Regions from separate parts of the Homo sapiens genome. Here region 1 is linked to region 2. The links are chromatin loops, found by intact Hi-C in ENCODE. Cell type or tissue: IMR-90. All regions are shown on one strand. Links, peaks and the distances in the headings refer to the core of each region. The heading gives the core; the rest is flanking DNA. Region 1 has its middle 39 kb from the start of SLC28A3-AS1. Region 2 has its middle 91 kb from the start of SLC28A3-AS1.

Region 1 (5,381 bases), core at 96-5,095, 53 kb after region 2:
GTCCTCAGGCAACTTAGGCTTCCTCACAGCATGGCAGAATCGAAGAGTGAGCATCTAAAGAGAACCTGGTGGAAGCTGAATGACCTCTCCTAATGTAGCCTCAAAAGCCACATAATGTCATTTCTGCCCTAGTCATAGCCTACCCAGATTCAAGTGAGAAAAAAGAGTTAAGAGGGGCAGACATAAGCTCAATTCCTCCACGGGAGAAGAATTAAAATCTAATTGTTTATTGGAAAAGGCAAAACTATCGAGACAGTAAAAAGATCAGTGGTTGTTAGGATTTCAGGGAGAGGAGAAGAGGGATAAATAGGGGCAGAGGGGACTTTTAGGGCAATGAAATCATTCTGGATGACACTATAATATATGACATGCATTTGTCAAACCCCTAGAACTGTACAACAAAAGAAGCGACCCCTAATGTAAATCATGAACTTCAGTTAATGTTTTTTATTTAAAAAATTTTTAATTTACTTCTTAAATTTTAGATTCAGGGGATACACCTGCAGATTTGTTATATGGATATGTTGCATGATGCTGAGGTTTGGGCCTCTAATGATCCTGTCACCTATGCCTAAGTAGTGAATGTAGTACCCAATAGGTAGTTCTTCAACTCTTCCCTCTTCTTACCTCCTCTCTTCCTCCCCACTTTTGGAATCCCCAGTATTTATTGTTCCCATCTTTGTGTCTGTGTGTCCCCAGTGTTTAGCTCCCTACTTATAAGAAAGAATATGCAGTATAGGCCAAGGCAGGCAGATCATGAGGTCAGGAGATCAAGACCATCCTGGCCAACATGGTGAAACCCCATCTCTCCTAAAAATACAAAAATTAGCTGGGCATGGTGGTGCATGCCTATAATTTCAGCTACTTGGGAGCCTGAGGCAGAAGAATCGCTTGAACCCAGGAGGTGGAGGTTGCAGTGAGCCAAGATCACGCCACTGTGCTCCAGCCTGGCCACAGAGCTAGACTCCATCTCAAAAAAAAAAAAAAAAAAAAGAATATGCAGTATTTGGTTTTCTGTTTCTGTGTTAATTCCCCTAGGATGATAATGTAATTGGTTCATATTTGCAACAAGTGTACTCCACCAATGCCAGATGTTAATAATAGAAGTGTTTCATGTTCTTTTATGCAATGATAGTCAGGTGTGGCCATAAGAGGAGGCAGTGGAGAGGCTCAGGAAAACAAGGTTTCTTATACCCACAGGTCCTACAGACAGAGGCAGGGCATACCATGCCACATAGAACCACATGGAAAGACACCGGGTGCTCAGGAGGCAGAAGACAGGAGGGAGGGGAAGGTTGAGACTGGAGCCTTCATGGGGGCATCTAAAGGAAGGGCACATTCTATTCTCTGCAGAATTTTCAATCCTTAATTAGCATAACCATCATAAAACCTCCTTTTTCACACTTAGAATCCCTTGACTTTCCCCTCTCTGTGAATTCCTCAGTTACTTTACTCACTGGTGGGTTTTCCCTAGCTTGGCAATTTTTCCCTTAAGCTCTGGTAGTCTTTGTTTTATTCTTTGACATATAGGAAGTAAATTAATAGGTGTTTTTATTAACTTTAGGTGCTATTTATATGGAGGTTTCCCTCTGGAGTGAGTGAGGTTCTTACCGGTGGTGGGTCCAGGTGGGGTCTTCAGTATTTGATTCTTGTCTTCTTGGAAGAAAGAATTCAGCCAAGAGACAGAAGCAGATTGAAGGCAGAGATGAGAGTTTATTGAAGCAAGGAAAAGTACATATAGAAGAAACCAAACAAGGAACTCAAAAGATTGAGCACCCCGCCTGCTTGTTGGCTTAGGGCTCTTATAGAGCTACTGTTTCTTGGTTCTTCCCAGTCTCCTGCCCTCGTCCTTCCCCTTGGGTGGGCTGTTGGCTAATTACCACATGCACTGTTTGGTGGTTGACGCTATGCACATGCTCTTTTAGGGCAATTTTTCCTTACTGGTCTAGCGCCCCCAGAGGAAGGTCTTATACCAGTCAAACTCTGCCATGTTTCCTCTTACTGCACATGCCTGGACATGTTTGCTCAATTCTCAGGATCTTACTGGGAAGTTGTTGCCCATGAGCTCAAAATGTTTCCTGGTTGTTAGGAAATTTTCCCCTCTCTGGCACCAGCCAGGACCATCATTCTTGAAGAGCTGCCTGACAATTGCATGACAGTCACCTAACTGTTGCCTGACATTCCTCAGGACCCTATCCTGCCCTGCCCCTATCTGTCTATCTACCTACTCCAACAAGATGAGGGATGTTAGGGGCCTGTGATTCCCTTCTCTGTGTCTCAGTGCCCTGTAACCACCCTCACCTCACTGAACAAACACAGAACTGTAGGACTGAGAACCAGAGGAGAAACCAGGTTGGGGGACCCTATTTAAGAAAAAGAATTTTTTAAAGTTCAGCAAAAATGTATCTGAAAAACAACAAATATTGATTCCAAATGAGAAAACAGATCCCAACAAATTATAAATTGAGAAATTGCAGTCTCTTAATTGGAATGTACAGGAAGGGTTACCTTTCTAAGGAGCTTGCACAAGTGCACGGCTGAAAGCTTAAGCTTTCTCAGCTTCCTGGGTAAATCTCATTCTGATGACCACAACACCCCCAAGCATTCACTCCCCTTTTCCCAGCAGCTCAACACCTCCAGCTTCCTGTTAGCTTCCAGTAAGGAACACAGTTTTGAATTGAGGGTGAGCAGCTGCTTATGGATATAAATGATTCACTGGTGAGAGACCTGGGCCTTTTCCCTGTGGATTAGCCCCTTCCGTGGAAATTAATTAACTTCTTTGGGCTTGGCTTGCTTTCTTCATAAAATGTAATCATGGGACTTGCAGGCTTGTAATTCTACAAGAGGGATCAAATGATGTGAGTGAAGGATTTTTAAGTTGTACAACCACAGGCTTGTGAAAACTCATGTGATTATTGGTGTTGGGTACTAATGGGCTTTTCCCTAAAGATATTCTACTTACGATCCTCTCTTTTAAAAGTAAAGTAACCAACAGGTAATTTAAGACATGGAAGTATATGCTATCTGCATACAGACAAGTAATAAGTGGTTTTAAATGATAATAAACAGGTTTTCATCATGGTGGGTGGGAGAAATCTCTTTTATGGCTGCTTTCCAGATACTTCCAAGACCTATCTTGAGGGTAGGTTCTGTGTCTCTCTTGTCTGTATTCCTATCATCTGGCATTTTGCTGTGCTCATCGCAGGCTCCATAAATGTTTGACAAATAAATACATGCATTACAAAAGAATTCTGTTTTATGGAAGTGCTATCTAAAAATTGCACTTATGGGCTGGGCATGGTGGCTCAAGCCTGTAATCCCAGCACTTTGAGAGGCCAAGGCAGACGGATCACCTGAGATCAGGAGTTTGAGACCAGCCTGGCCACCATGGTGAAACCCCATCTCTATTAGAATACGAAAATACTAGCTGGGCCTGGTGGCAGGCGCCTGTAATCCCACCTACTTGGGAGGCTGAGGCAAGAGAATCGCTGGAACCTGGGAGGCGGAGGTTGCAGTGAGCCGAGATTGCCCCATTGTACTTACGGTGCATTTAAACAAACTTAACTCTCTGTTCTCCTTCCTCCATTAAGAGATATAAACAACTCTTTCCTATTCTAGGGTCTAGGGTCTGGTCCCTTGGGACCATCAAATGGTTGTTCACTGGCAATTAAGCCCTTTTATTAAAGAAAAGGCAAGTGAATGAAGGTTTTGAATTTCCAGGGTTGGGAAAGCAGGCTGGCCCCAGGGTGGAGGTGGAATTTAGAGCCTGCAGAGGACCAGGGTTCAGGTGTGAGTGGAAAGAACCTAGGAATACTGAGCCTGGCCCTTCAGGTGTCAGGACCGACCTGGGGTGACAGAGAATGTTTTGGAGTGGCCTGGGAGCCTGGGGCGGGGCTTCACAGGCCTCAGGAAGCTGGTTATGGGGCCCACCGGTGACAGAACAACAGTGGATCCCCCAGCCCTCTGCAAGGAGCAAGGGTAGCAGAGAAGCCAGATGCTGAGAGTTCCCCACCCACCTCTGGAACCTGTAGACCCCTGATGATCAGAGAGAAGGAAAGTGAGGTTGGAGAAGGGACAGACATTGAATGTTCCACCAACTCAGGAGAACAGGTGCCTGAGAGGGATTGCATTAGAATTAGACAATCAAGACATGACCTGTGACACCATTTAATGCCTCTAATGCCATGGAACACAGGGACTCAGTGGACAGGTGAGTACTTGCAACCTACTCAAGGAGGCTATGGAAGCTACTGTGTAGTTTGGAAGACTACGGCCTGGGAAAGCAAGCTCAGAGATGGTGGAGGATGTGAGTTGTGGAGAGTCAACCAGGCTGCAGCTTTGGACAGCTGGTGGGGCATAATGGGCGGTAGGGATAGAGGCAGTGTTGGGGGAGAGGAAAGCCCTTGGCAAGACATTTGAATTTGATCCAGGACACAGGTAAGACTCAGGGGAAGGTTTTAATCAATATCAGATATCTGACATTTTATCAATGTCAGAATATGGTGGCTTTGGAAGACAAGTTCAGGAGCTGGGTACAAGCCTGGGAATCACCAGGCTATTCTGGGGCCTGTTATGATGGCTTATAGCATAAGACATCTGGTGTGGTTTTATGCCATGGCGGCTGGCACTGCTTGGTTTCCAGTGCTTTGGGGGGTTCCTCAGAGCCTGCCCTTGTCCTGTGTTGCTATGGGTTATCACTGAAGACCAAGATCCCCTGTGAAAGTTTCTGCCTAAAGATACTAGAGGATCAGCTTCAGGCTCAATTCTGCCATTTTTTCAGACTCTTAACCCAAGGTACCTTAAGGTCAGTGCTCTTGACTGTTGGACCAGACTTTATAGGGGCAATTTGAAGCCACATGCCTCCATTGCAGGCAGTCTCATGGTCTTGAAAGACAACCCAGCTCCCAGGAGCGTTGTCAAAGTCTTCCCCAAACTTGGACCCAGTAGCTGTGTGGTGATTTGGGGAACATACCAGGACGACTCAGAAATCTGCATTCTACTTTTGAGCAGAAATGTCTGTGTCCCTTTCAGGGTACTCCATGATGCCGGGAATTCTGTGACAGACAGACATGTCTTCCCTTTGTTTTGAGAGCAGAATATTTCTTGCCTTTGTGTGTTCTGTGGGATGTCAGGCAATCAGGCCGGCCCCATCACAGCACTTTGCAGCTGTGATTCATGTAACATTTCATTTCAAGAAATGGCATTTCTTTAAGACTCGGCTGTAAAATGAGATGAGATGATAATGTGTTTTTAAAGTACTTAAGGAGAGTCAGAGACACAAGTGAGGTCATGTGCTTTAAATGTTACATGGAGCTGTTGACAGCCTGCTTTAAGATTTTTGGCATTTAAGTAAATTACAAGTGAGGAAAGAGGGTTCAATC
Region 2 (5,381 bases), core at 246-5,245:
AGGACCAACAGCCTGCACATTAAATTGTAAAACACTTTGCAGATGCTAAGATGTTGACCAATAAAAACTAGAGGAAGCCAACTTTAAGGGTGAACTATTTTTAAACATCCTTTAGGAAAATTATTTTTATGTTAGCTATTTTTAAAAGCTTATCGGTTACTCGTAAGTGCAACTCATTTAAAGACATCTGTGTATTTTAAGGTAAATCTAATCTTCATCACTTTAATGTATTCAGTGTTGTCTCTAAAATCTCTTTGATGTCTAGTAAGCTTTTCTCTAAGCTCTGAATACTAAGTATTAAATACTTTCTCCTTGATGTCGAAAGTTGTCATTTCATGTTTGCTATAGGTCAGCGCTGCCAGATAGGACTTCCCATGGTGATGGAAATGTTCTCTCTTTGTGCTATAAGGCAGCCAGTAGCCATACCTGGCTATTGATTATTCATCATGTGGCTAATGCAATTGAGAAACTGAATTTTAAATATAATTTAAACTAATTAAAAATTAAAGAGCCACACGTGGCTATTAGCCACTCTATTGGACAGTGCAGTGCGTTCTTAGTACTACCCATCATATCTAGTCCTATTAAAGTCATACTGTTGCAGCCCAAGGGGACCCTACTTAAGAGCAGTATGTGACTTTTCCTGGGCAATAAAACTTTGCTTCATTTTCATGCATAACGTGTTCCTAAAAAGCTGTATGTATGGAGAGAAGTTTTGTATCAAATCATGTTTTCTCATTTAATCCTATTATAATTTCAAGATGGCAGAGCCTCTGAAAAGTCTTTGATTTCAACATTTAATAGATCCAATTGAGTACATTAACCCTTGCTTTAAGAAGTTTTTGATCTTTATCAACATCTTGTCTTTTTATGTCAATTTTTTCTGGCTTACACCCATCTTGGAAAGGTTAATTAAATGGATTTTGCAAATTGGATGGGCATAGCGAGCTGTGTTTCCTTATGGAAACATTCGAATTCCCTGTGGCTCACAGGACATTGTTCTTGCTCCTGTTGCCTCTGTTGCGTCTTTGCAAGCAAGCCCAGAGGTAAGGGCTCAAAATTCTATACTCCAAGTAGACATCTGCCTAAAGCACAGACATTTTTGCCTGGATCTCCTTTCCCTTCTCTTTAGGTCCTAGAAGTCAGAAGCCTTTCAGAATAAAAGCTGTGGGAATAACCCAATCCTGAGGGTAGGGATTGGGAGGCTAGACTTAATTTAATTCCCCACTGCCTGCCATGAGTGCCTGGCCTGATGCAAGACTCTGGGGGATAGATATAGCCCCCAGATATATCCAAGACTCTGGCTGGGGGATACATGAGTAAGAAAAAGTTTTTGCTTCTTTTGAGAAGTCTACAACAAGTGCTCCAAGACAGGGCTACAAAAACAGTAGTAGGAACTTGAGGAAGAAAATTCATGTAGAAACCATTCACAGAGGCTGCGTTTTTTTTCCTCAAGGAACTTTCTGACCTGATACTATTAATCTGAGAAGCAACGATCACTTCCCAAATAAAAAGGCAACTAACCTTCCTAGTCAAGATGCTAGAGTCTGTGAAATGCTCCCATACCCATAATCCACCTGATGGCCACAAAAAAAGCCTTTCTGGGAAAGCAGGGAACGTGGCATCCATATTTGAGTAAAAAATTGATGCTCCCCCCAGTCTCCTGGCTTGTAATCTTATAAATACTACGTTTAGGACTTTACATTCTCTCTTCTCTCCCAAAGAGCAGTATGAGTAATTTTTGTCTCATACTCTTTAGTTATGTTTTTTAAAGTACCTTGTTTGATAGCAAAGACATTGAATCAACCTACGGGTTCATCAGCGGTGGAATGGGTAAAGAAAATGTGGTGCATATACACCACGGAATACTATGCAGCCATAAAAAAGAATGAAATCGTCCTTTGTAGCAACATGGATACAGCTGGAGGCCATTATCCTAAGTGAATTAACATACAAACAGAAAATCAAATACTGCATGTTCTCACTTACAAGTGGGAGCTAAGCATTGGATACTTGTGGACATAAAGATGGAACAATAGATACTGCAGACTACTAGAGAGGAGAGGGGAAGGGAGGGAGGGAGACAAGGGCTGAAAACCTTCCTATATTAGATGCTGTGCCCACTCCTGGGTGATGAGATCATTCATACCCCAAATCTCAGCATTATGCAATACACACATGTAACCAACCTGCACATGTACTTTCTGAATCTAAGGTAAAAGTTGAAATTATTTTTTAAAGTACCTGTTTAAAGTCGTGTTTACCCTCTTAAAGAAAACACTTCTAAATTGCTCTCTCCTTTTCCCTTTAATATTCGAGTCACCATTATAAATGCTTCAGCAAGGTGACCAATGAATGGTGAGGGTTTTGGGGTAGCATAAAGCTCCCCAAAGAGAGGCATACCTCATTTTATTGTGTTTCACAGATATTGCATTTCTACAAATTGAAGGTTTGTATCATCCAAGCATGGAGCAAGTCTGTTGGCATCGTTTTTCCACCAGCATGTGCTCATTTCATGCCACCATGTCACATTTTTGTTACTCTCACGATATTTCAAGCTTTTGCTTCTTGTTATATCTGTTCTGGTGATCTACGATCAATCATATTTGGTGGTACTGTTGTACTTGACTGCTCTGCCACCTGTTCTCCCATCTCTCTTTCTCTCCCCCAGAGTCCCTATTCCCTGAGACACAAAAATATGGAAGCTAGAACAATTAATAACCCTACAATGGACTCTCAGTGTTCAAGTGAAAGGAAGAGTCCCATGTCTCTCACTTTAAATCAAAAGCTAGAAATGCTTAAACTTAGTGAGTGAGAAAGGCATGTTAAAAACTGAGACAGGCCAAAAGCTAGGCCTCTTCCACCAAACAACCAAAGTGGAGAATGCAAAGGAAAAGTTCTTGAAGGAAATTAAAAGTGCTACTCCAGCAAACACACGAATGATACAAAAGCGAAAGAGCCTTATTGCCGATAGGGAGAAAGTTGCAGTGGTCTGGATAGAAGATAAAACCAGCCACAACACTCCCTTAACCCATTTATGCCTGAGGTTGCAATTTTTTGAATTTTTGCAATCAGACCTTGGCGATGATCTTGAGCAGTAGCATATAAGTAACCCCTACATGCTTAGCATTCCAATAATGGAATGCTAGGCATAAGTATTAAGCCAAAGCCAAATTTAGAGTAAGGCCCTAAATCTCTTCAATTCTATGAAGGCTGAGAGAGGCAAAGAAACTGCAGAAGAAATGGTTCTCAAGGTTTAAGGAAAGAAGCCATCTCCGTAACATAAAAGCACAAGGTGAAGCAGGAAGTGCTGATGGAGAAGCTGTAGCGAGTCATCCGGAAGATCTAGTTAAGATCACTGATGAAGCCACCTGTATTAGGCTGTTCTCCATTGCTGTAAAAAAAAATACATGAGACCGGGTAATTCCTAAGAAAAGAGGTTTAATTGGATCCTGGTTCTTCAGACCCTGCAGGAGACATCGTGGTGGCATCTGCTTCTGGGGAGGCCTCAGGAAGTGTTTACTTATGGTGGAAGGCAAGTGGGAGCAGGCACTTCACATGGTGAAAGCAGGAGAAAGAGAGAGTGAAGAGAGTGAGGTGCTACACACTTTTAAACAACCAGATCTTGTGAAAACTCACTTTCTTGAGGAGGGTAGCAAGCCCAGAGGGTTCCACTCCATGGCCCAGCCACTACCCACCAGGCCCCACCTCCAACACCGGGGCTTACAATTCAACATGAGATTTGGGCCAGGACAAATATCCAAACTATATCACCACCTTCACCATCTACACTAAACCACAGATTTTCAGTATAGATGAAACAGCCTTATCTTGGAAGAAGATGCCATCTGGGACTTTTCATAGCTCGAGGGAAGAAGTCAATGCCTGGCTTTGAAGCTTCAAAGGACAGGCTGACTCTCTTGTTGGGGAATAACGCAGTGGGTGACCTAAAGGTGAATGCTCATTTACCATTCCAAAAATCCTAGAGCTCTTAAGAATTATGCTAACTCGGCCGGGCGCAGTGGCTCACGTCTGTAATCCCAGCACTTTGGGAGGCCAAGGCAGGCAGATCACGAGGTCAGGAGATCGAGACCATCCTGGCTAACACGGTGAAACCCCGTTTCTACTAAAAAATACAAAAAATTAGCCAGGCATGGTGGCGGGTGCCTGTAGTCCCAGCTGCTTGGGAGGCTGAGGCAGGAGAATGGCGTGAACCTGGGAGGTGGAGCTTGCAGTGAGCCAAGATCACGCCACTGCACTCCAGCCTGGGTGACAGAGCAAGACTCCATCGCAAAAAAAAAAAAAAAGAAAAAGAAAAAGAAAAAAAAGAATTATGCTAACTCTACTCTGCCTGTGCTCTGTAAGTGGAATAACAAAGCCCAGATGACAGCACATGTGTTTACACCTTGGTTTACTGAATGGGTTATGATCACTGTTGAGACTTACCCAGCAGAAATAAAGATTTTTTTTCAAAATATTACTGCTCATTGACAATGCACCTGGTCACCCAAGAGCTCTGAGAAAGATGTACAAGGAGATCAATATTGTTTTCATGCCTGCTAATACCACATCCATTCTGCAGCCCATTGATTAAGGAGTAGTATTGACTTTCAAGTATTATTTAAGAAATACATTTTGTAAGTCTATAACTATCATAGATCACTATTTCTCTGATGGATCTTGGTGTATAAAAAACCTTTGGGAAGGATTTATTATTCTAGGTGCCATTAAGAACATTTATGGGCTGGGCATGATGGTTCAGGCCTGTAATCCCAGCACTTTGGGAGGCTAATGCAGGAGGAACCCCTGAGCCCAGGAGTTGGAGACCAGCTTGGACAACATAGTGAGACTTCATCTCTACAAATAATAATAATAATAATAATAATAATAATAATAATAATAATAAGCCAGGCATGGTGGCATGTGCCTGTGGTCCCAGCTACTTAGGAGGCTGAGGTCGGACAATTGCTTGAGCCCAGGTGGTCAAGGCTGCAGTAAGCTGTGATCATGCCACTGCACTCCAACCTGGGTGACAGAGCGAGACTCCATCTCCAAAACAAAAAAAAAAAAAAAAAAAAAAAAGAAAAGTGTGATTCATGGGAGGAGATCAAAATGTTGTCAACATTGACAGGAGTTTGGAAGAAGTTGATTCCAACACTCATGGATGACTTTGAGGGATTCAAGACTCCAGTGGAGGAAGGAACTGCAGAGGTGGTGGAAGTAGCAAGAGAACTAGAATTAGAAGTGGAGACTGAAGATGTGACTGAATTGCTGCAGTCTCATGAAAAAACTTGAAAGGATGAGGAATTGCTTCTTATGGGTGAACAAATAAAGTGGTTTCTTGAGATGGAATCTACTTCTGTGGAGGTGCAATGAACATT

What was found. Peaks named below come from ENCODE experiments on the same cell type or tissue, not always from the same donor. Only the 100,000 strongest peaks of a DNase experiment are listed, where the experiment ranks them.
Region 1: it touches region 2 in a loop (4-fold over the local background); 4 of 110 quality-filtered maps call a loop at or near these places.

The regions. Positions count from the first base shown.
Region 1 is chr9:84,236,896-84,242,276 of GRCh38, forward strand. No RefSeq gene overlaps it. Among named protein-coding and RNA genes, the nearest start is that of SLC28A3-AS1, 39 kb to the right of the region's middle. In IMR-90, for the core only: a CTCF peak has its summit at 1,996; no DNase peak of the experiment used is centred there; H3K27me3 peaks cover 23 bases.
Region 2 is chr9:84,184,195-84,189,575 of GRCh38, forward strand. No RefSeq gene overlaps it. Among named protein-coding and RNA genes, the nearest start is that of SLC28A3-AS1, 91 kb to the right of the region's middle. In IMR-90, for the core only: no CTCF peak of the experiment used is centred there; no DNase peak of the experiment used is centred there; H3K27ac peaks cover 168 bases.